Linked DNA regions of Homo sapiens: all the other regions are linked to region 3. The links are chromatin loops, found by intact Hi-C in ENCODE. Cell type or tissue: endothelial cell of umbilical vein. All regions are shown on one strand.

Region 1 (8,000 bases), 350 kb before region 3:
GCTCCTGGTCCCTATTGTAAGGTCCTGTGAACCCTGCTTCTCCAGCTCAGCATTAATGGGGAGGGAGCAACCTGGAAGTTAATGAAGAAATGAGGGACTTCCCTGTTAGGGTGAGTGCTCTGGGACAAAGGGACAACCTACAGCAAGAGGAATTCAGGACAGCTGCAGGGGAGAGCTGGAAGCTCCCGACCAGGAGGTGCAGAGCTTGCCAGCCTCCAGGGTGAGACATACAAAAATGCCAACGACTGCTGCCAGGAGGGAGAGGGTGGAAGACTAGTGGAATAGAGCAGCAAGGGGGTCCTTGGAATTGCTTAGAAGCCCTTGATTGCTATTTGTTAATTTAAAACAAAAAAAAATTATGCCTAACCTCATACAAAAATTTTAACTTTATAAGAAGAGAAAAACATATTTTAAAGTCTCATTTGAAAATGCCTTCAGAAATTTGTTGATGTTTTTAAAAAGCAAATTTTAAAAAGTATTCCCCCCTCATAACAAATGTCCAAGCAACAACAAGAGTAATAGCGGCTCTTTACAAAGCACTGATAATGTGCTGGCACCTCACAGTAGTCCCATGATATAGGTACTTTCATTTATACCAATTACCAATGAGCATGCTGGAGCTCAGAGAGGTTGAGTGACTTGCCCTGTGTCACACAGCCAGCACTCAAGGCTGTGCCCGACTGACTTCATTATCACCACCCTATACTTTGTCTCAAAGGGAGGGAATGTTAAACTGAATGAATTGGCTCTAGGCCCCAGGGACTGCCTCGTGAAGAATGGCGAATTCCTAGTGTCATCCCAAGAAGCAGGGGCAATTTATCCTTGGGTTTGTCTGACCACACAGCAGAGGTTCCAGCTTCATTACTGGGGTTCTAGGCATGTGTGTTGGTGCAATCTGGAAGCAACAGATCTTCTTCGTGTCCCTGAGAGGGAGAGGGTTAAGCCACCTCTTGCATGATCTGGATTTGCCAGCCTGGAGCAGCCATAACCCTAAGGAGCCCCAGAGGGACCTCCTGAAAAGCAGTCATTGAGTTGAAACCCAAGGTGCAACCCATGACCGGGTGTGGTGGGGGGTGTATCATTATTTTCAAAGACTGAGACCCAGGGAAAGGCCTGTCACAGGCCACACAGTGGCTGCAGACCAGCATTATGAGAAGATCCCAGGCCTTATAATCCAAGCTTAGTCCTACCTGCAGTCCAGCACTGTGCTGAGCCTTCTACGACTGCCCCAGAGCAAACCAGGTGTCCCCTCCCAGGCCTACCACTGAGGTCACTCCAGCCTATACCTGCCCAATTAGGGCTGCTTCACACCTAAGTGGCACCCCCAGAGGGGGTTCTCTGTTCTTGCTTTACCCTATTCCAGAAGGAATAAGCCCATAGTATGATAACTGGCAGTTTTGCTAAGGCACAAATATGAATCTTGCCCACTTCTGGGACGGGGCTCTGAGCAAGTCTCTCAGCCTTCAGGGGCTGGCTCGAGGGATAAAGGGGACCAGTGGTCACTCCATCATCTGGCCAGTTTAGTCTGCACCAGTCAGATGCCTGTCACCTAGGTCTCAGAAGTCACATTTAGCATGAAACGGATTAAAACGAGGAGCCAGCTCTGTGCCTCAATTTCTTCATCTGCAGAAATGAGGATTATACCACTTAGCATTGCTGTTGGGAACATATGAATTAGGACAGTGCTTGGCATATAGTAAGTTTTAAAAAGGTATCTATCATTGTCTTTGCCATCATCATCATCATTATAGATTCTTGACACCTGTGGAATATATATAGCCCATGAAATGACAAATAAGGAATGCTTATATTGGCTCCTAAATTTCTCCAAATGACATATTTCAGCTATAGAATCCAGTGTTTTCTGTATATATCCTCCTTATGCCACAAGTTAACCAGTAGCTGGCAGTCTCCGAGTCCCTCTATCTTTCCAGCCTTCTGATCCTCACCCTATCCCAAGCTGAGACCTTGGCCCAGAGCCTCAGCCTGGCAGTAGGCATGATTCAGATTTGTTCCTCAGCAAAACTGCCAGTTATCACCCCATGGGCTCACTCCATCTGCAGTCATTGAAGCCAAGAAAGTTGAATCCGGGAATGCCAGAAGGTCCACTACTGGTTTCTCAAGGTGTGTTTCACAGGATGCTGGTTCTGTTGAGTGATTACAGTCGGTGATTTGTTGTTGAGCCATCAAATACAGTTGAGTAGCATTGGATTTTTAAGCATGTTTCTTTCTGAGGAGATCTCAGTCTTGAACACGCCACCTTTCTAAATCTGAGGCATGGGATGTACTCTTTCTCAAATGCACATTATCGTTCTGCTCCCTTTCACTGTAGGACAGCTTGTGGGATTTGCTGTCCTGTAGCAAGGCTTTTCAAGCCTTTCCCTGCGGACAGTTCACCTGGGAGCATATTGTAAAGTGCAGTTTCTTACTCAGAAGGGCTTGGGAAGGGCCTGAGACGATGCATTTCTAACATGCTCCCTGGAGGTGCTGATGCAGCTGCTCCACACACCAGACTTGAACAGTGAGGCTTGCGGCAATATTTCTAAGAGATGTGTCTGCCACGTCCCCTACCCAAGGGGGTCCCATGCCATCCCTTTTACAGCCCTAACACCTGCCAAAGTGCTTGGATCATATGAAAAACAGACTTGGCCAGGAGCTGAAGTGGAGGCTCATAAGGGCAGAATTTCTGTCTGTTTTGTTCTCAGGTATATTTCCAGAAACTAGAACTGTGCCTGGAACACAGAGTGGCTCAGTAATTACCTGGGGAATGAGTAGATTACTAGGGTCATTCAGCAAAGAGATGCCCTTTTCCAGGAATTTTCTGGCATTCACTGTTCTGAGTGGTGGTAGATTTGAGTCCAGGGCTTCTGCAAACTCACCAAAGGTCCTTTGCATCCAAAGCATCTCTTTCTCAAACTCATAAATCTGACTCAACAACCTATCTATAAGGCCTCCACCTATAAGGATACGGATATTTTTACGGACATGCGAGGTTGGATGACTCAGGATATGAGTAAGCCCAGAGCTTCAGCCAATATGGTCTCAGAGTGACAGATGGAGAGAGAAGGCTTCCTGTGGTGGGACTAAGGAGCATGGGCCTCAGGCTGACCAGCGTCCCCAGAATGAAGGGCTTTCTTTAAGATGGGGCCAAGGCGTTCCAAGCCAAGTTCGTGGGCAGCTAACTAAATGAGGTTCATGGATTTGGCCTCAACCTTGTTCTGACGCTCTCACTGCCAACCTAGGCAGGGAGCCAAATTCCTTGCTCTTTAACAGTTTGTCTGTTTGTTTTGGTCCAAGAGGCCAGGAAGAGAAGATATTTGTTTCCATGGTAATTGCTTGGAATGATTCTTAAGTAGAGGAGCCTGAAGGGCAAGTCTTCTCATTAGGTTTCCACCTTCAAGGAACTTAAAATCTTCTTAACAATCAAGGTTCCCAATACATGAACCGTGCAGTCGGTGACCAATGGGAGGTACAAGGACACTTTTCAGTAACTCCTGATTGGGGGCAATTGAGAGGGCTTCCCAGAAGACTGAAAATGAGCCGAGCCTTGAAAGAGTTGGATAAAAGGTGAGGGTAAGGGAAGAGTATGAGAGTGTGGAGATGCAACTTCACAAGCATTATTTGGGTGGCAATGACTAAAGTAGCCTGTTTAGCAGAGAGTCTGGGGTGCAGTGAGTAGAAAAGCAACTTGGAACCGGAGTGTACACAGCATTGAATGTCAGGCCGTGGAGGCTGGACACCTGGGCCCATTCTTTAGAACTAGAGCGTGAGAAGTAGGTGGGACCCACACATTTTGCTTTTGGGTTCAGGCAACCATGGGGAGACAGCCTCCTGAATGAAGCCAAGAGGAGACTGCTGAATTGGTAGAGAATGAGAGGGTCCAGCCAGTAGGTACTGTTGTACAGCTAGTGCACTGCATAAGAGCACCTGGCCAGGAGAGCAAGTAAGGACAGAAATACAGTTGTCACTCCTCTCATCAATCTATGCACCCTAGCATGGGCTGCCTTCTCCCAGAGGGACTTCTTCTCTGTCCACAAAGACATCTGCACAGGCTGGCGCTGACCCAGTTGGCTCAAGCCACAGCCAGCGAATGTTTTCTCCTTGTGGCCAAGGCATTTTCTTAGAGCAATGAATACTGTACATTCCCAGAGTGTCCCAAGGAGGGCACTGCTTAGCTTTGAACAGAACGATAAAGCACTGCATGCACGGTTCTGAGAATGCAGTTAGTACCAGAGCAAGCCAGTTTTCTGCTCCTGCTGGCTGTCAGAACAAGGGAGCAAATGGTTGGTAATAGTACACTTCAATTGAATTCAACTAAATCTTCTTCTGGCAAGGAGGGGCAGCCCCCCAAGCAGGACATACACCAGAACAGAGCATCTCATCTGCAGCCCTAAAGATCCTAAAGTTTGGACAGCAGCCATCTGACCTGTGGGTTTGGGTGGAGACCTGCATGCTTCATAAAGTATCCAAATGTTTCCCGACCCACCAGCAAACATCATGTATGTGTAGAGAGATGTAAAGGGCTCGTTCAAAGGACTGTTATAGAGAGGATGTTTCTCAATAGGGGCACACTGGCATTTAGGGTGCAACTGTCTCACACATTGGAGGATATTTAGCCAGCAGGGTCCCCCAGTCCTTGTGACAACCAAAAAAATCCCTCCTCCGTGTTTAAATGCTGCATTGGAAAGGTTGAATCCAAATGAGAACCGAGCAGCCCTTCTCTCTACAGAAAAGACAGCAGGCCCGGTGATTTGGCCAAGACCACAAGGCTGGGGAAGAAAAAACAAGAATTAGTACCCAGGTTGCCCACTCCTTACCACTTGTCACCAGCTTCTCCCACCAGTGTGGTCCTTCTTTCTCCCAGCCTTAGTTATTCTCTAGGTTTCTGCATTGAAACCACAGAACATGCTAGAACCAAGTGATGTAGTTCATCTATGGTCCCCAAAGGCTTATATAAAGCTGTCTTAGCTCAGGCTACTATAACAAAAATACTATAGATGGAGTGGCTTAAACAACAGACATTTACTTCCTACTATTCAGGAGGCTGGAAGTCTTAAGACCACGGTCAAGATTAATCTAGATATGAATTCCTTATGTTTTCATTTATGGTATCTTTGATGATTTGTGTAGTTGATTTACCAATGTTTTCTTTTTTAATGGGTACTTGTGTCTTTCAAAAAAATTCTTTAAATAAATTTCAAGATTATAAAAATATTCTAAATTTCTTCAAAAAGTTTTAAGACTTTGCCTTCCATATTTAAGATTCTGTTCCATCAAAAATTAATTTTTGTATGTAAGAGAATAAGGAGCCTCTTTAATTTTTTTCCTATATGGATAACTAATGCTCTCAGCACCATTTATTGAATAAGCCACTCATGATCTACAACACAATATCCTTTATCGAGCAAATATATATATATATACACACATATATATACAAACATATATATACATACACATACACACACATATATATATGGAGAGAGAGAGAGAGAGAGAGAGAGAGAGAGAGACAGAGATTTTTGGGGGCTTCTTAGTCTGTTCCACTGGCTAATTTGATTATCCTTACCTCAAAACCATACTGTTTTAATTACTTTAGCTTTTTAATAAGGCTTGCAATCTAGAAAAGCACATTCCTTCATCCTGTTTGTCCTCAGAATGTCTTGGCTCTTCTTGGACATTTGGTTTTTTATTTAATGCAATAATAATATGTCACTGAAATTATTGAGACTTTTATTTTCTTTGCAGAAAAATTTTAGACTACCATTTTAATTTATTTAATGATTATAAGGCTATTTAGGTTTTCCATTTCTTCAATTGGTTTCACAAGTTATATTTTTCTGGGCATTTTAAATTGTTTCCAATGTATAGACATAAAGTAGTGTAGATTATTCTTGCTATCTCTTTTGGCACTTAAAATATTTTTTCAACTTAATTTTAAATTAAATTTTTTAAAAATCTTTTTAAAATTTAATTTTGCCTATCTGTAGATATATTCCTTTGTTCATACATATTTATACCTTCACTTTTCTCAATCTTACTAAAGATTAATCTAATAGTCTTTTTAAAGAATTTTTGATTTGGTAGTTCTTCTATTTTATCTTTAATTCCTACTAATTTATGCCTCTTACTGTATTTTTTTTTTTTTTTTTTTTTTTTTTTTACTTTTTGTGTTGTGTTCCAGTGCAAATTCAGTTGATTCAATGATTTCCCCACCATCAGTTTAGGATTTGGTTTTCTTAGCTCTGGTAACATTGTTATCAATTCTTCATTTATATTCCATTTTCCAGAAGTTTGTTGCTGGTATCTCATCTCATATTTTGCCCATTCTTGTGGGTTTATATGATTGTTTAAAATCCCTTTGCTGTAGTTTTAATAAGTTTGGAGAAGGTAGTAAAATGAGCTGTATGTGTTCAATATATTATCTTTACTTGGAACCTATAATGATTATTGATCCTTCTTTCTTATTTATAATCTTTTTTTCCTGTGCTATATTCTGTTTAATTTCTTCAACTCTATTTTCCACTTCACTAATTCTTTCCTCTGCTGTTTTAATAACATTTTTCATTTCTAAAAGTTATGTTTAAGTCTTTTTCAAATCTACCATTTCACTTTTTATAGTCTAGCATTGCATGCCTATTTCTGTGACTTCATATTTTTTGAATGAATTTTGTAATTATTATACATTTCAAATATTCTCATTCCAACATTTAAAGTTCTTAGAAGTAGAAGTCTGGCATACCTCATCTCTTCTACCTCTTGCTTATAGTGGTTTGCTTTCTTGTGTGTTTGATTATATTTCATTGATCATATTTTATTGAGTGCTCATATATTGTTGCTTAATCCACGGAAATCTAAGGACCCAAATTGAGGAAGCTTTTCTCCAGAGAGATTTGTTTTTGTTGAGAGCCAGAGGGTTACCCACCTATAGAAACTTTAGCCCACTGCTGGGACCCTAGGCTTAATCTCTCTATCTTGTTAGCTGGCTTTTGATTGCAGTTTTAACATCAGCATTTGCCAGCAGGGCAACCCTGCCTTTCACCTATGCTTAGCACTTATTGCTGTGTGTTCAGGTCTTTGTTGGGGGTGAAGGTGGTAGTGCATAAGTGGTACATAACTTCTTGCAAGCCCAGGAATAAAATTAAAAGTATACTTTGTCAGGTTGTCTTTATTTTATAGCACTAAGCATTTCATAATATTTCATTCCTTATAGTACCAGAAGTGCTCTTTAATACTTTCATATTGAATTCTACTAACACGGGCCCCTCCAGGCATTACCATTTCTTTCCCTCATATATATATTTTTTGGCCTTTCTCTGGGTCCGTGGTATCTTTAGTGTGCCAATTTTCCCCATAAGAAAAGCTCTCAATTTTTTAATGTTCTTTGACTTCTGTTTTACTTTCCCCAGATAATAAACTTATAGCCTTGAGCTGTACATTATGGTCACCATTAGCTCCATGTGGCTATTAAATTAAAATTAATTAAAACTAAGTAGAATTAAAAATTCAATTATCAGTGAAAAAAAATCTCAAAAGAATCAAGGTGATTCAGTTCAGTATTTGATGAATTCCTTTAAGGCCAGTGAACTACTCTTTGAGCTCATTGCCCACCTCAGTCCAATCACCCACAGTGGAGTGGGAAGGGGGCATCTGGTGTAGACCATAGCACACTATGGGCTGGGTGGCTGGAGTGGGTACACTGCCTTAGAGGTGGGAGGGACACAGTGGTAGGCATTTTTAATATCCTCCATGACTTCATTTGGATTTTAGGACAATCCTTGACATAAACATTATTCCTGCTTTTGGTCTCTTTTAAGAGATGAAGAAACTGAAAATCTGAGAAATGAAATGAGTTACCCAAAGCTACACAGATACCAAGTAGAAAAGACAGGATTCCTTTTCCAATAAGCTGGGATTATTCAAATTTCAAATGATTTGGGACCAGGCATCCAGAGTTCCAGTCTTCCCTGTCCTAACATATAGGATGATGCTTCACAAGC
Region 2 (8,000 bases), 74 kb before region 3:
GATTATCTCTATTCCTCCTTTTAAAAAAAAATCCCATTAAAATAACATTAAATGAAAAACAAAAAGGTATAAGTCTATAGAAGGAGGAAAATGAGAGAGGACCAGAGCAGACAAGAGATGGAAAGTAGATGAACATCCAAGTGGCAAGGCAACTGGCTTAGCAGAACAAGGAAAACTGAAATCCAAATATCTAGAATATTTAGTAATCTGAATTACTAAATGTCTCTTTAGTAATTCAGTCTGTTAGGGGGAATGCCAACAAAAGCAAGCTAGCTTATTCCACTAAAACCCAGAAAGGCTCAGAGATTAGAAGCATCAGGCACTTTTGAAAATAGGAATGTAGGCTGAAGCTGAAAACAGGAGGTGTCTTAGTCTGTTTTATGTTGCTATAAAGGAATACCTGGGGCTGGGTAATTTATAAAGAAAAAAGGTTTAGTTGCTCACAATTCTGATGACTGGAAGGTTCAAGATTGGGGATCTGCTTCTGGTGAGGGCCTCAGGCTGAATACAGAGACCCCATAACGAGAGAGGAGGCAAGAGAAGTTGGGGGAGGTGCCAGGCTCTTTTTAACAACCAGGTCTCATGGGAACTAATAGGGAGGGAACTTACTCATTCCCAAGGAGGGTATTAATCTATTCATGAGGAATCCACCCCCATGATCCAAACACCTCCCATTAGACCCCACCTCCAACATTGAGGATCCAATTTCAACATGAGGTTTGGAAGGATCAAATATCCAAACCATAGCAGGAAGACTGGTTGAAAGTCTTTATGAGGGCCCCTTGGAACTCCAGATTTCTGCTACTTCCTTTTGCAGCCAGCCACTCATCCCTCTCTTAACCCTGGCAGAACACTGGACATGTATCCTATTAGAATGTAAGCTCCATGAGGACAGGGAGTTTCATCTGTTTTGATTGCTAGTGTATCCCCAAGCACCTAGAACTGTTCCTGGCACAAAGTATTAAGGGGACACTCAATACATATTTAATGAATAAGTGAATGATCAAACAGTAGAATACAGAGTACTGTACTGAAAACAAGAAGATTAAGTGAATATCTGCCTTAAAAACAAGCAAAAACCATGATGAGACATCCAGACTCCTGGAAGGCTGGCAGCCAGGCTTAAATCCTCCCCTTAACCCCAAGTGGGGTATCTGATCTCCTTTTGGGGGTATCTGACTAGCCCTAGAGAAGAAATCTGTAGAAACCAATAGAGTTCTGAAGACAAAATAGCCAAATCTCTGCTCTATTACCTATTGTCACCACTCCGTAAGATCTGGACACACAAAGGGGTTCCAATTAGAATCAGCCAAGAATCAGTCAACATTTAAGCAAAGCTGCTAACATGAAAGACACAGATAAAAAGAAGGTTTTAAAACACACAGAAGAAAGGAAATGCAAAAGAAACAATAAAGACAATAGAAAGAACAGGAAAAAAGTCCAATATATAATTAATACTTTCAAAGAGATGAGAAGATACCATACCCATATAACCAGAATATTTACTATTAAAAAATAAAGTATATATGTGGAATCAATCAGTGGGGCTGAAGAAGTAGGTATTCAGAGAATAAAAGTTCTTTTTTAAAATGCCAAGAAGACAAAACAATTGTCAAGAAAAATAGACACTATTAGGATGTATATTTCTTAGAGAAGAAATCTATAACTTAGGAAGAAAATTGTAGACCACCATGACATTTAATTTGAAGAATTCATAAGTATTCTTCCTACATAGAGTATACAGTACCATTAAAATAACACAAAAATAAATTTTATATGTTTTGTAAGGACACATGCAAATAAAAAGATGTATATAAAAATTAGATATACATTAGACTTAGAATGTCTATGAGCAGGAAAGGAATGGGGTAGGAACAGCATAAAAAGGATATGAATGAAAACCATCAGCATAAACATCCTTGGGAGAGAAATAGCAGATCTAAGCCTTGAAAAAAAAAAAAAAAAAAGAAAACCATCAATCAATCAATCAAATAAGAGATGGCCATTGCACAGATCAAAAATGAGCATAAGTCACCAACTGAGAAAAATGATTAGCTGAAGCTTTTGCACCTGAGTTAAAAGAGAGAGTGCTATTGCATTATTCCCAATTCTTTTGGATGCAAAGGACAGAAACTCCACTTGTGCTAGCCTGAGCACACTGAAAGCAATGGACTGGCTTACTGAAAAACCCAGGGGTAGTCCTGCTGCAGGTAGAGTTGGAGCCAGGTATTCAGATAATGTGTACAACTCTCAGGTCTGCTATCCCAAAACTTACAGAAGTAAAATAACCTTTTTACTTTGTTCATGAGTGTGTGTTGCATGTGCATGTGTGTGTGTGTGTTAGGAATTCAGTAAAGGCTCAACTGAGCAGTTCATTTCTAGTCTACTTGGTGTCAGATGGGGAGGCCAGGGCCAAAGGTTCCTCTTCCAAAATATCTTCTTCATTCATGTGTCTGGCACTTTGGTGTTCCCTGCCCCAACCCCTACACACAGACACACCCCACACAGTGTATTGTAGATTCATTTTTACTCTATTGCTACTTCTGTAAACTACTTTGATGGTAAATAACTTCATATATTTAAAGTTTGTTATTTCTATAATCTCTTTAGCAATTCAGTCTGCTAACATGGCACCTAGGAAATATTCATGGCCTCGTACTTGTTCTGGGTCCATAATTTAGTGGACCTGAGAGGCTTCACAGAGAACTAAATATATACAAATCTTGGCTGAGAGCAGACTCATGTTCTTCTGAAATCGGAAGCCCTGTAGCCATATTCAGTGCAGTACACAATTACAATGTGCTACATAAATGTGGGGACTAACAAACAATTGCAGACTGGATTTTGAATCTACATAGAAAAACTCCCTTCTTTTCAACTTCAGCTTGCTGCAAAAGTTTTCTTATACTTAAGCCTCAGAGGTGTTGAGGTTTTGTTTGTTTTGCAGAAGAAAGAGGCACAATTAGAGGTGCCTCACAGGAAGAGTAAGCCAGCCTTAACTACAGGGAATTCAGAGATGAGATCTGTGATGTCCAAACATTTTTTATTGTATACTTCATCGGTAAGGACTTCGAGCATGTAGTCCTAATATATGTGTCTTTGTAAATTATATACCTGACTTACCATAATAACAAAAGGAAAAGACAAAAATTAAATGTAGCTGTGATTTCTAAAATTTTTTCCTGTACCTCAGAGGACTGTCTTGGAGACTAGAGTCAGAAAAAACAGTAGACAGGCTTTTGCAATTACCAAGTGAGGTTTTTAAGAAAATTGTTCAATTGTCAAGTCCATCTTTAGGATACTGACTAAATAATTTAAGGATGTTGATAGAAACAGTACCCTATCCTTTCCTTTTTTGGGAAGGAGGAGTAGGCACGTTATTATGGGATAGGAGGGCTGAACACTGCAGTATCCAGTGTTAGCAGTCTAAGAAAAGAGGTCAGGGTGGCAATTCCATTGTGAGACATAATTAATATTTGTTAAGGGCTTAGAGCCAATCAGATTAAGAGGAAGGGTCAAAATCATGATTCATTATGACCGCCATGTTCCTGAATTCCAAGCAGATTCCAAAAATGTGACCTAATCTGCCAAGAGCTTTGGCAGATTTACAGACAGACTAGCTTGAGTAAAGTCACCAGCATTGCAGTGCTCAAGATCCTCACTTTGCAATTGAATAGAACTTGGCCTACATTCTTCTGGTTTCAGAATAGGAGCCTCCACTCTCAGCAAAATCTGTTCAATTTTCCTGTTCATCATTCAAGTTTTCTCATGATCTCCATCCTGGTCTAGCTTTCATGCAGTCATTCAATATTTAATGAGTACTACTATGTGTCAGGCAATGTTATAGGTGCTGGGGAGGCAACAGAAAACAAAACAGACATAGTACTTTCCCTCATGGAGCTTACAGCATGATGAGGGGGGCAGGCAATAATATTAGATAACACTAAGTTAAAAAGAAGAATAACACATGTTTTAGAGTGACAGGGGCAACTTCTACTTTTAGTCAAGATGGAGTAAAGAACTAGTTTTGCCGTCCTACCCGTAGCAACCTAAAAACAGGTAAAATAAATGAAACCACAGTTTGCAAAACACTGTGCATCAGGTGACAAGAGGACAGTGATCCCTGAGAGATGGGAAACAGATGAGGTGTATCCTACCACTCCCCCAGCACCCTCCCCTGAGGGAGTTTCCAGGCCACAGCAGAGAGGGGGAATTCAGGAAGAATCTGGTGGACTCCTTGAGTTAAGGTGATGGAGACAAGAAGAGATTAAGGCAACTAGAATTCCTAAGACAGAGAACCAGAGAGAAGAGAGTGTACAGAAAGAAAATCCAGAAACTAGCATGAGTATGGTGAGTGATGATGGGCTCTTGCAGGTGAAGTAACTACCCAAGGCTGAGAGAAGAACCATGTGCAAGGTATTAGAGGGAACAGTACCTGATGCTCATACAGGGCCAAGAAGAGTCCCTCCTTCCACCATCCAGGTTGAAAAAAATCTCAAGATCTATGGAGCATTGAATAGACACACAATCCCCTTTTGCTTCAATAGAGGCAAAAAACCTAGAGTGGTAACTGCTCCAATCCTGCTAAACAAATCTTAAAAGCAGAACTGAAAGGACAAATCTGTTTCCAAATAACTTAACTATATTCCAGAATAAAGCTCAAGGATATTTATAGGAATACAGAAATATCCAGCACAATCTATCAAAGACCTCTGCAAGTAGATCCATGCCCAAATTGGTATTGGGACTGCAGATGACTAATAAATAGAAGAAAATGTGCTCAACCTCCCTAGTAATCCAGGAAATAGGAAATAAAATAACAATAAGACACCTGTGGAGGATTTAAACAGGCAAGGAATGTGGTCAGAACACTCTTTAAACTAATGCACTTCTATTACCTTTAAAATTTTAATGTGGTATGTAATTCTCTGGGTAGTCTCAAGACAGAAATCGTTCATATTTTTATTCTCAAAAAATACTGAGATAAATGAATAATACCAACAATAATGCCAGGATTTCAGTACTCTAAAATATGTAATACTGGAACACTGAAAGAAAATAGCATTTTTATTACATTTTCTGAGATTCCCCCATATTCTGAAAAAATATTTTATTTATTTTGGGAACCGTGTAAATTGGAGTCACTGAGGTTGCAGGCTTGGCACTTTCCATTCTCACCAGTATCTAAAGCTAGATGAAATTAACAGGTTTGTTATCAACATGCCAGAGTAAATACTTTCCATGCCCTTTTTAACTTAGCTTACAGGTCCACAGAGTTGCCTGTGTAGGAGTCAAAACCCAATAGCATAGGCTATAGGTGAACCAATAATCTAATCATATCACAGGCTGCTTTTCTTTCTGACACCGCAGGGGCCTATGTTTTCTTCAGGGAAGGTCTAAGGTGAGTGGCTGACAAAGAGCGTGTTTCTGCTGAATCATTTAATTACTTGGTATCTGAGTACATTCCATATCAAGGCCAATATCCAGCTTTTCTGGCTGAGTTCTGGAAATGAGCAAGGGCCTGGCATTGCTCAGACTGCCATTAGTTAGCCTTGCTCATGTGAGTTCTGCAAATGGGAGCTTTGATGCTGGATACTGCTGACTGTGAAGGAGAAAAATCCCCAAACCTCCTCTGTATATCTGGAGGCTAGATGGATCGTGTGGGAAGGGTGTGATGAGGGAAGGGGAAAAGAGAGAGATTTACTCCATCTAATTCCCAGCCTTTCCTCTGGAGCTGGACACCCTCCCCTCCTCCTCAGCTGGGCTCCTTCAGCGTCCCTGTTTTTTCTCCTCCAGGTCTACGTCTATTCTTTAGAACTTTGCCTCTCTTCTGCCAGGACAATTTATTTTGTCAAGGACTTCCTCAATTATTCTGTCTTGGAGAGATCCAAGCCAGGAAAGAGAAACCTCAGTTCTCCTCCTGGTACTTTCTCAAGTGGAACAGCATCTGAGGGCAAACTGTAGAATAAGATGATGATCTTATCAGGAGAATGAGAAGGAAGAGGAAGAGGAGGAGGAAAAGAATAAGGAAGAGGAAGAAGAAGGAGAATATACAGACCTTAGCTACCCAAATACTAATACTGTCACTTTGCTCTGTTATAATCACTACTCAGAACTGGGATATACTTTAAAATATACAGCCTATACATATTTTTAATAGAAATTCAGATAAATTGAAATCTGAAAAAGTAAAATCTAGGTTGCAATTTGCCATGCTGAAAACGTTTTCCAGTCCAATTGTCTACACCAGAGGTTGCTACACTTCTTTCCTAAAGGGGCAGATAAAACACTTTAGGCTTTGCAAGCCATAAGCTCTGTTACAGCTATTCAGCTCTTAACCTTTGTAAAAACAAAAGCAACCGTAGACAACAGGGAAATGAATGAGTGTGGTTGTGTTCCAATTAAACTTTATTTACAAAAGATGTGGTCCTTTGGTCCTCTGGCCATAATTTGCCAACTCCTGGTCTGCACAATGCCTTTTGTCTTTTTATATTATGAAAGAAAGATACATTTACAATATGCAAAAAGACATGATTTATAGAAAAGCTACACATTCACTGTGAAAAAATTCATGCAGTATAAAAAAGGTAGGTTACCTGAAATCTCACCACCCTGAGAAAGTCACTGTTACTATTTTGACAAACATCATTGCAGATACACTTACAGAAGAGATTCGTGTGTATGTATGCTTTTTTATACATGAATGGAAGCGTCTCCACATGATGGTTTATAATCTGCTATCTATGTTCAAGAATGCATTGAGGGCATCTTTTCATGTGAACATATTTAGATCTATATCTTTTTTTCAGAGTGCTTTAGAGGGAGGTATCTTATCTCTTGTGATGGGCATTTGGGTTGCATCGCTGATATCCTCTAAATCTCTACTTTCTAAGAGACCACTGCTTGAACTCCTCCAATGACAGGAAATTCATTAACTCTTGAGCCCATATGTTTTATTTCTAGACAACAGTATCTGGGGACTTCCACTCCCTAGAGCTAGAGGGCCTATTGCAGTAATAAGCCAGAGAGCTCATATTGAGTTAGTAATCAACTAACTTGCATGGGTGCCTCCATTTTGGGTCACTCCCACCCAGGCCTCTGAAGGTTTCCACCCATGTAAGTGTGGAACTATGCTAAATTGCCTTCTGATCTGTAGCCACAGTTTTGGTCATAGCTCCTGCCTATGGCAATACACGTTTCAACAGGTTACTTGGGGATTTCCAAGACTGTGGGTGCTTCTCCCTGACCTAACTTCTACATGGAAATATGGCAGTCTCCGACTGAGCAGAAAAACCAGTTTGGAAGACACTTATTCCCAGGTGACCTACTCAAAAGGAGGGAGCTCTCCCTGCCTTCCAGGGCAGGTCCAGACAAAGAGTGAAGCCATGTGCAATAGGACCAATAAAATCCACAGGGAGCAAAGCTGATATCCCAAAAATGTTGTTCTGAAGTGAGATCTCCATCTCTAAAAAAATAAAATAAAAAATTGTTCTGAAGTCTGTGGAGACCTGATCACCGAGAGACTGACTGATTTGCCTCACTTTTTCATTTCTTCACCATCTCTTTCTGACTCATCCTTTAGCTACAGTGTTGTTATTGAATATTAAATAGAAATTCACAGTAGATTGACATATGAATTGCAATTCGTTAAAAAAAAACAACTGTCCTGAATTATAAAACCACTTCTCTTGCTTGTCTCGTGAGGGATTAAATGGCCAAGAAAGCCACTTTTTAAAACTAAAATCTAATTTCCATAGAATTGGGACTTTAGAGCCATTCTCTTACAATCCCTTTATTTTAAAGACAAGCAGAGACCCAGCAAAGTTAAGTGACTGTCTCAAATTTACACAGCTTGTTAACGGCAAAGCCAGGACTTAATCCCAAAGACCTTATCTCATAAAGCATAAATTTCACTCCACTCCACTGACACTCTTTCATAGGAAACTGATTTATTTGTTTTGAATGCCACTGGGTGAGGGGGTAGAAAATAGTTCATTAAC
Region 3 (8,000 bases):
TTCACCCTCCCCTCCACCATGGGGCAAGGGGACAGTACTCACTTTCTGATGTGGCATCCACCCTGCTGGTTTAGCCAGCGTCAGCTCCCTCTCACATTTTGGTTCCTGAGGGAGATGCATATCAAACTCACCACATACAGCTTTTGAAACCCTTTTCTCTGGGCTGGAGAAGAAAGGCTGAGCCCTCTCCATTCCACCCACCTTGGAAACCGTAGGAATCAGAGCATTACCAAAGAATCTTACTCACAGAATCCTCCATTGCTTTCCACCGTCCTGACCTGTTTGTGTCCTCCTTCTGGGTCTTAGAGCCATCTTCTTAGAAATTTCTGCATAATGATCAGATCCCTTGCTTTGGAATTTCCCATCTGTTACATCTTGAGGTGGTGGAAACCTTCACTTTCGCATCTTAACCTCAGACCCAGTGTGAGACACTTCCCTTCTTTTAACACTCTAAAAGTGGTCCTTCATCTGGTGAGGAGCTTCCTACCTCCATCTCCCCTCCTTCCCTCCCATATCATCCCATTCAGATTTTCAGCTAAGTTGGAGTTGTTGGAAAGATGCTGCTCCCTCTGAGCCAAACCTAGCTTCCTGTGACGTTCTTTCTCTCTAATGGGATCTCAGGAGAGAGAGAGAGTGAGAGTGAGTGTGAGTGTGAGTGTGTGTGTGCGTGCCTTGTCTGGGAGAATTGGACATTGGAAAAATGGGAAATGTTTGGGAAAATTGGAATTCTTTCCTGGGCCTCAGAGATTCCAAAGCGAAGCTTAGACACCCTGTTATCTAAGCCCACAGGGAAACTTTTGACCTGTGTATCTGGGTGGGTTTCCTCTACCTGCATACCAACGTGCACCTGTATAACTCCAGCAGAAAGCTAGTATTTGGAAACTGTGCTCATGCCATTTCTCATGCTCATGACCCTAACATAGTTTCTCTTGATCTGAGAACGTATTTGCTGTGCTTCATGGAAGCATTTTGATCAGGGCTCCATGCAGAGTTTATGAACTCTGCAAATTCAAGCCTTGCAGAATGTATCCTACCTCCCTCCAAAGACCCACCCTCACTTATGTAGGTTTTCTTTCATGCTCATGTGACATTTGGAGTCAGCATATTTCTCTGCCTTCTCTGGCGCCAGCACTGTGAACTCAGCCTCCCTGCCAACGTGCCCTCCTTTTTCATGTGTGGTTGGACCACTGTGATGTTGGGTCCTGTAACAATTAGGTCACTCGCTGAGTATAGACCCCCCAACCCATGGTGAAGCCAGCGTCTCAAATGAGCAAGTGACACATGCTGGGAAGATGCTTGGGTCAGCTAAAGTTGGAGTCTCTCTGGGTGCAGTGGCCTAAGAATGTATTAAATGCATTTTGGGTAGTTCCATCATGTACTAGTCTCTTGGCAAGACTGAACATTATATATCCAGATGTGGACCTGATTTATGTCCTCATTTTTACTGGCTGCTTACAAAGATGGCAAGATACAGCTCCCTCCTTTCCTCCCCCAGACCCATCATATGAGGTGATATTAGAGACAGAAGCTCAGATAGCAGAACTCAACTCCCCTGGGACTGTTCATCTATATTCTCTTGGCCTAAAAGCATATGGTGATTTGCACTGGCCATTCAAAGATCTAGATATATATTTGAAATAACTAACAGGCTCTTAGCTAAAGCATACTTTTTATATGTATACATTTTATAGTAGGGAAGTGGCTTAGTGTGGGCAGATAGACTAGAGTTCAAACTTTCCTTATCTATTGAGACACTTTGAACATGGTTACGGTTAACCTTTCTGAGTCTCAGTTTCCTCATCTGTTAAATGGGCATCATATCATTTGCCTCACAAGATAGCTATATTAAAGGAAACACTGCACATAGTGAACTTAGCCAGTGGCCCATCACATAATACATGTTCAATAAATGGTAGCTATTACATTGTTTGCATTTAACTATTATGATGATTTCTAAAAACCTTTAAAGCCTTGGAAAAAACTAGCCCCATTCCTCAGCCTGTTTTTTTTTAATCAAATAGGAATTTGGGAAAAAATCTAAATATGTGCAATGATCTGCTTTTAAAAAATAACTATCTTGTGAAACTCACTAGTTCTTTATAGTATCAAAAGTGATTTTTGGCTGCTGAGGCAGCATGGCACAGGGACTAACAATAAGGCTCAACCTGCCCAGCCTCAAATCTATACAAAATACCTTTGTAACCTTGGACAAGTCGCTTACCTCTTAAAGCCTCAATTTCTGCATCAATAAAATAGGGATAATACTGCATAGGGTTATTGAGGTGATTAAGTGAAATAGTCTATATGAAATGTTTAGACTATGTGTGGTTCACAGGATGCAAATAATGGTGGCTGTTATTTTCCCAGCACATTCCGTTTTACAAATAAGAATTTGCAGAAGACCAAGCACAGTGGCATGTGCCTATAGTCCCAGCTCATTGGTAGGCTGAAGCCAAGGATTCCCTTGAGCCTAAGAATTCGAGTCCAGCCTCCGCAACGTAGCAAGAGCCCATCTCCAAAAAAAGCTTTTAAATCAAATTTGCAGAACACTGTTTTTTGTGATAAATGGATTTTATGAAGACATTTCTATATGTAAGAAGTTGTTCTTACTGTTTTGTTCAAAAAGAAGAAAATTTATATCTGGTTTGCTTATAAATTCCAAACTGTAGCACATGTGAAAACAAGCTACATCAACTAAACTTAACTTTCTATTTTTTTAGGCCTTGCCTCATTTTATTGTTAAGATTTAGGTAAGTGATATTGCCATCAGATAAGGAGAAAATTGTGTATTATTTTTACAAGGACTGAAAATATGCAAACAAACTATGTTTAGATAAATGCTCTCAATTGAGGTCACTTTATTTTGCTGTCTTTCAGTAAAGACTAGTATAGTTGGCACCTTTGTGCAGCCCAAGGAGGTCTGGAAGGAGGGTTGCATAACCTTCCCATGGGTGGAAAAGGAGGAGGAGGCAGAGTCTGAACTAGTGAGATGACCCAAACTGGTTACTGAGACTTGGTCAGGTAGGTGTGGAGAGCTGACCCGTGGCAGAGGAGTTTGTTCCCTTTCACAGGGCAGCGCAAGTGTTTCTTTCAATAGCTCCACCTCGGTATCTGTCTCCAGGCAATGGACAGTCCTAAGCGGGAGGAGCTCAGGCCCTGTCGTGCTGAACCCCTGTCAGTCTCATTAGAGATGGCACCATGTTCAAGAGGCCAAGAAGAGACCCAGAGCCAGCACACGTGACATGGGGTTTTACTGCAGGGGAGAGTCCAGTGGTGGCAGGCTGGACAAGATAACTGCATGGCCCAGCAGTTAAAGAGCCCTAAGGTTCAGGATCTTTCACTGGCAACATCCCATTCCAATGCCCTGTAGCTAATGTGATATTCCTAATTTTGTATGATTTTTCTAAAGAGGACCCCCAAAATTGTATAAGGCTTAGAACCCACAAAAACGATCTATCCATGGGTCAGGGACACACACACTCTGAGCCTTCTGCCTTGTATGGTTGCTAGGGTGCTAAAACTCACATTTGATTCTCCCTTGGGAATAGGCATTGCCTGTGTATGCCCCTTCTGTAGCTAGACCTGCATTCCCTAAGAGGACACCTAACCCTTTCCGTGAGGGGGAAGCGAGGCCCAGCGAGGAACTGCTGTCCAGGCATCTTCCTGACCACCAGATGCCATCCTCAGGGTAGAAAGGGCCCCGTTTGTGCAGGAAGGGAGGGCAGGCACTCAGACCTCCAGCAGCTTGCTTTGTGGTTTCTCAGAGGGAGGCCCTACAGAGGAGACCGGGTGGGAGGGAGCCCCGTGTGAGGCTTCACCTGGCTTCAGAATTTCCCCAGTGGAAAATTCTCCTGGAAAAAAAAAAAAAAAACACCAACATATATTCTTGAAAGTGTATCATCTTTGGCAAAACCATAGCTGTGATCTCAAGTTTGAGGAGAATGAGCTGGCCGGCCTTCAGGGTTGTGCTGATTAAGCCCTGCTTATGCTCCGCCGTAATCACATTCCCTCCCTCTTACTGTGCCGAAGGGCTGGGCTGCTTTGCTCATCAGCCGAAGTGAAATGTATTGAGAAGAAGCAGGAGCGCGGAAAGACCCCTTTGTATGTGAATATCTTTCTAGCACTGTGCGAAAATCAGGGTTTGAAAATAATTTCCCCTTTCGGTGAAATGCGAGCCAACTTCGCCCCCTAGAGGAGGACCAGAGAATTGTTTAAAATGAGCCCTCAAGGGCATTTTTATTGTTCTGATTGATAATTTGGAAAGATTGTCAGCCTGTAATTAGGTGGGACTTTGAAAGGGGCTTGTCTATGAGGGCATTGTTTAGGGGTGTGTGTGTGTGTGTGTGTGTGTGTGTGTGTGTGTGTGTGTGCGTGTGTGCCTTGTTTTGTTTGAGTTTTTGCCTTGAGATATTATTGTAAACTTAGGGTTGAATACTCTTATAGCTATAAAGAATAAAATGGTTTAAATGCCACCAGGCTTAAGGCTCACAGCTGTTACATTTATAGTGGACTTTTTTTTGGCCAGATTTTCACCACTACGTCTAGTTACAACAAATCATTGTTAGTCTTGAGTTTCCTTTCACTCCTTGGGGTTGTGGCAGACGTAAAGCCCACTAGAAAGCAGGAATTTTCAACCACAAACTGGATATGTATTAGAGATCCTAAATTATAGACTTTAGCTATGTCACCCACATTGAAATCTTTTTGATTTAGTCCTGCTAGTTTATTCGCATCGTTTCATTTACACCTGCTACTAACAACTGCCAGATTCAGTCACAGGTTGACTAGGTAGTAGTTATTTCACTACTGCTTCCTATACTTTTTGTGTATTTTTAAAAGAAAAATGCAAAACAGGCAGAAGAATAAGGGTTGAAATATACAAACCTTTCTATGTATTTCATCTTCTGTTAAAATATGATCTTGTTCTAACACCTTTGTTAAGCGTTTGTTGATTATTCAGCTGCTTTTAATTACCAAATCTGACCCAATTACTTAGCTTCTAATGTGTTCCCTTTATAAACAAAGCCTTTATAATAAAAATCTTATCTACCATCTTTTGTCTGTAGGTAAATATGTTTATCATCTTCATTGTTCTAGATCTTCATCCCTCAAGTGCAATATACAATCATAGTGTTTATATTAGTAATAATTTTAATGTTTTTTTTCTTTCTCTGCTCTTAGAAACACTGAACTGTACTTCAGTATTTGATGGCATGGCATTGTTAAGAGATCGTTACTCGTGCATCAGCTTAATCGCCTACTGGGGGCTGTTTCCCTTAGAAGGATGTGAAAAGAAAAGAGTGTGCATACATTTTATAGATTATTATAAGTTATTTTTTCAGTGCTTGACAGGGGCATCTAATGACTATTGATAATATTCTTATATATTTTGTCTACTTTAATTTTTATGTATTCTTATATATTTTGTCTAATTTTTCATCTCATGCAAGGAAATAATTTTTTGACAATATAATCTGTTGCTTTTTGACCCAAGTGTTTGGAAACTAATTGCCTGAAATACCAAACAGGCTTTGTTTGGAGAAAGACGGATATATTTTTCCCAGGTCTAGTTCCTGGACGATTCCTCTGTGTTCTTGCTACTTGACTCACTCTGACAAAGTCCAGAGGTGATAGTGAGCCCTGGGGAGCTGCAGTTTCTGCTAGACCAGAGTAACTCCAAAGCACAAGCAGATTGATTGTTTTTGCATGAACACCCATCTTCCTTGCTTGTGGCCATAGCCACCACCCCGGTTATTGAAGGAGAACACACACACATATACACACACGCATATACACACAGCTGTTAGTACCTTTCTGTCTTCTTGGACATCTGTTCCCTTTCCACTGTTGAAAGTGGCCATTAATCTAGTGTTGAGACAGTCTCATTCATTAATGGTCCCTCAAAGTCAGGTAATTGCAATGCTGAGCAACATCAGGATGGTATCTAAGTTCCCTCTAATTTCAGAGCATTTTCAGGCTTTCATTATTATTCACAAATTATAATACGCTGAAGTTTAGACTCTGCTGACTAGGACAGACAGAGGAGAAGGGTAGGCTTTGGAAGTGGGTACTTGGGATAGGTCAGAATAAGGGTTCGTATTTTTAGTAAGAGCAATGTTTTGGAGACATTTTGATAGAATTTTATGGTAAATGCCAAGAGATGCCCCACCTCTTTCTCCTGGTCCCCCAGCTGCAGCTCACTGGCTCATTTGTCTTTCTCTACGCACCAGACTATTCCCTGTCTACCTGGAGCACTGCCTCCAGGTACTCATTGTTGCACCAGCCTGTGTATTTCATATCCCTTACCACAATCCATATTTTCTTGTTTATTTCTTTACTTGAGACCTTGATCTCACACCTAAACTACTGGCCCAGAATATACACTCAGTATTTACTGAGTGAATGTGAAGGAGTGAACGAATGAGAAAGCAAACAAACAAAGGAATATATTCAGAGGCATGACAGGAGCAATGCCGTTTATAACCACAATTTAAGGTGAAAGCCACTAAAACAGCAGTGCAATACTAGCATGTCAGTGCTCAAGGCTTGTTAGCCTGACATGGAGTTCACACTCCATCCTTTGTTAGACTGCAAATTGACAGAGCTTCTTAGACAAAAGTTGTTAATATAGTAACAATCTTAACATATTCTTTTAAATGGATAAATTATTAATATAAAAATTAATGGTGGAAAGCCAATCAGTAATTCATAGGGTGGGAGGGGGGTGGATTTGGAATTATAGCAAAATTATAAAAACAACCTAAAATTCTCTAATAAGGACATGCTTGTGTAAAATGGAATTTGTAGTCCCAGCTACCCTGGAGGCTGAGGCAGGAGGGTTGTTTGAGCCCAGGAGTTTGAGGCTGTAGAGCTATGTGATTGCACCACTGCACTCTAACTTGGGTGACAGAGTGAGACCCTGTCTCTTACCAAAAAAAAAAAAAGTGATGGATATTTATTTCTGTGGTATCCCTACCAAACGTGCATAACCTGCATCGAATCAGGAAAAAACATGTGCAAACCCAAATTGAGGGACATTCCACAAAATAACCAGCACTTACTCTTAAATATTAATAACATTAAAAACCAAGACATACTCAGGAAGCATGCCAGAGTCAAGAAGACTAAAGAGACATGACAGTTGAACATAATGTATAATTTTGTATTTTCTTTTCCTGTAAAGGACATTATTGGGATAATCACCAAAATCTGAATAAGGTTGTAGATCAGATAATAGTAAAATATCAGAGTTAATTTCCTGATTTGACTAATTGGTGTGGTTATATATGAGAATTCCTTATTCTTATTCATAGGAAGTATACACTGAAATATTTAGGAGTAAAACTTCATATTGATTCTCTCTCTCTCTCTCTCTCTCTCTCTCTCCTGGGAGGGTAGGGTGTTAAATATAGTAAAATGTTTACATTTGAGGAACCCAAATCTGGGTGCTTTGCGACTATTCTCTAAGTCTGAACTTATATCAAAATAAAAGTTAAAACATGATGCTTATAAAGACTTTATAATCACATAGGGAAATGCTTTTGCTAGAACGGAGCAAAATATAAAGTTGTGCAGCAGAGTATAATTTAGACTACCTTAAAAACTCAATCTGATCAAGGTTTCCTTTGATTTTTTAAAAAAGGAAGAACAAAAACTCCCAAGAAAATATTAGAAGGAAATATAACAGCATGTTAACTTTTACCTTCTGTTCACTTTAATTATATTTTACAAATTTTTCACTAAATTGCATGTATTTTGTGAAAAATTAGGGGAAAAAAATTAGGGAAAAAAACTTTAAAAAGAGATAAACGCTAATGCTCAAAAATCTGAGTGAATCTTACTCTGCGTCTTTACCACCACATACCCCATTCCAGTAGAAGGATGCCATATATGTATGTATGCATGTAGAAGGTATATATGTACATAAATACATACTCTTTTAAACTTTTCTCTTGTTTTTCTTTACTTTTTGTATTATTTTCCCTCAAAATAATTTCTTG

The links. Peaks named below come from ENCODE experiments on the same cell type or tissue, not always from the same donor. Only the 100,000 strongest peaks of a DNase experiment are listed, where the experiment ranks them.
Region 1: it touches region 3 in a loop (15-fold over the local background); 81 of 110 quality-filtered maps call a loop at or near these places.
Region 2: a loop joins it to region 3, with 5 times the contacts of the local background. A loop is called at or near these places in 73 of 110 quality-filtered maps.

What each region holds. Positions count from the first base shown.
Region 1 is chr1:68,108,171-68,116,170 of GRCh38, reverse strand. The region is part of intron 6 of GNG12-AS1 (GNG12, DIRAS3 and WLS antisense RNA 1); the gene reads right to left. It also overlaps a transcript of WLS not described here. Among named protein-coding and RNA genes, the nearest start is that of DIRAS3, 62 kb to the right of the region's middle. In endothelial cell of umbilical vein, a CTCF peak has its summit at 4,147; DNase peaks (open chromatin) are centred at 3,040 and 4,150.
Region 2 is chr1:67,836,201-67,844,200 of GRCh38, reverse strand. All of the region lies in intron 1 of GNG12-AS1 (GNG12, DIRAS3 and WLS antisense RNA 1), which reads right to left. Among named protein-coding and RNA genes, the nearest start is that of GNG12, 6.7 kb to the right of the region's middle. In endothelial cell of umbilical vein, no CTCF peak of the experiment used is centred here; DNase peaks (open chromatin) are centred at 3,530 and 5,420; H3K27ac peaks cover 2,823 bases.
Region 3 is chr1:67,762,477-67,770,476 of GRCh38, reverse strand. The region is part of intron 2 of GNG12 (G protein subunit gamma 12); the gene reads left to right. All of the region lies in intron 1 of LOC105378781 (a long non-coding RNA gene), which reads right to left. Among named protein-coding and RNA genes, the nearest start is that of GNG12-AS1, 66 kb to the left of the region's middle. In endothelial cell of umbilical vein, a CTCF peak has its summit at 4,181 (motif pointing left); a DNase peak (open chromatin) is centred at 4,126; H3K27ac peaks cover 1,277 bases.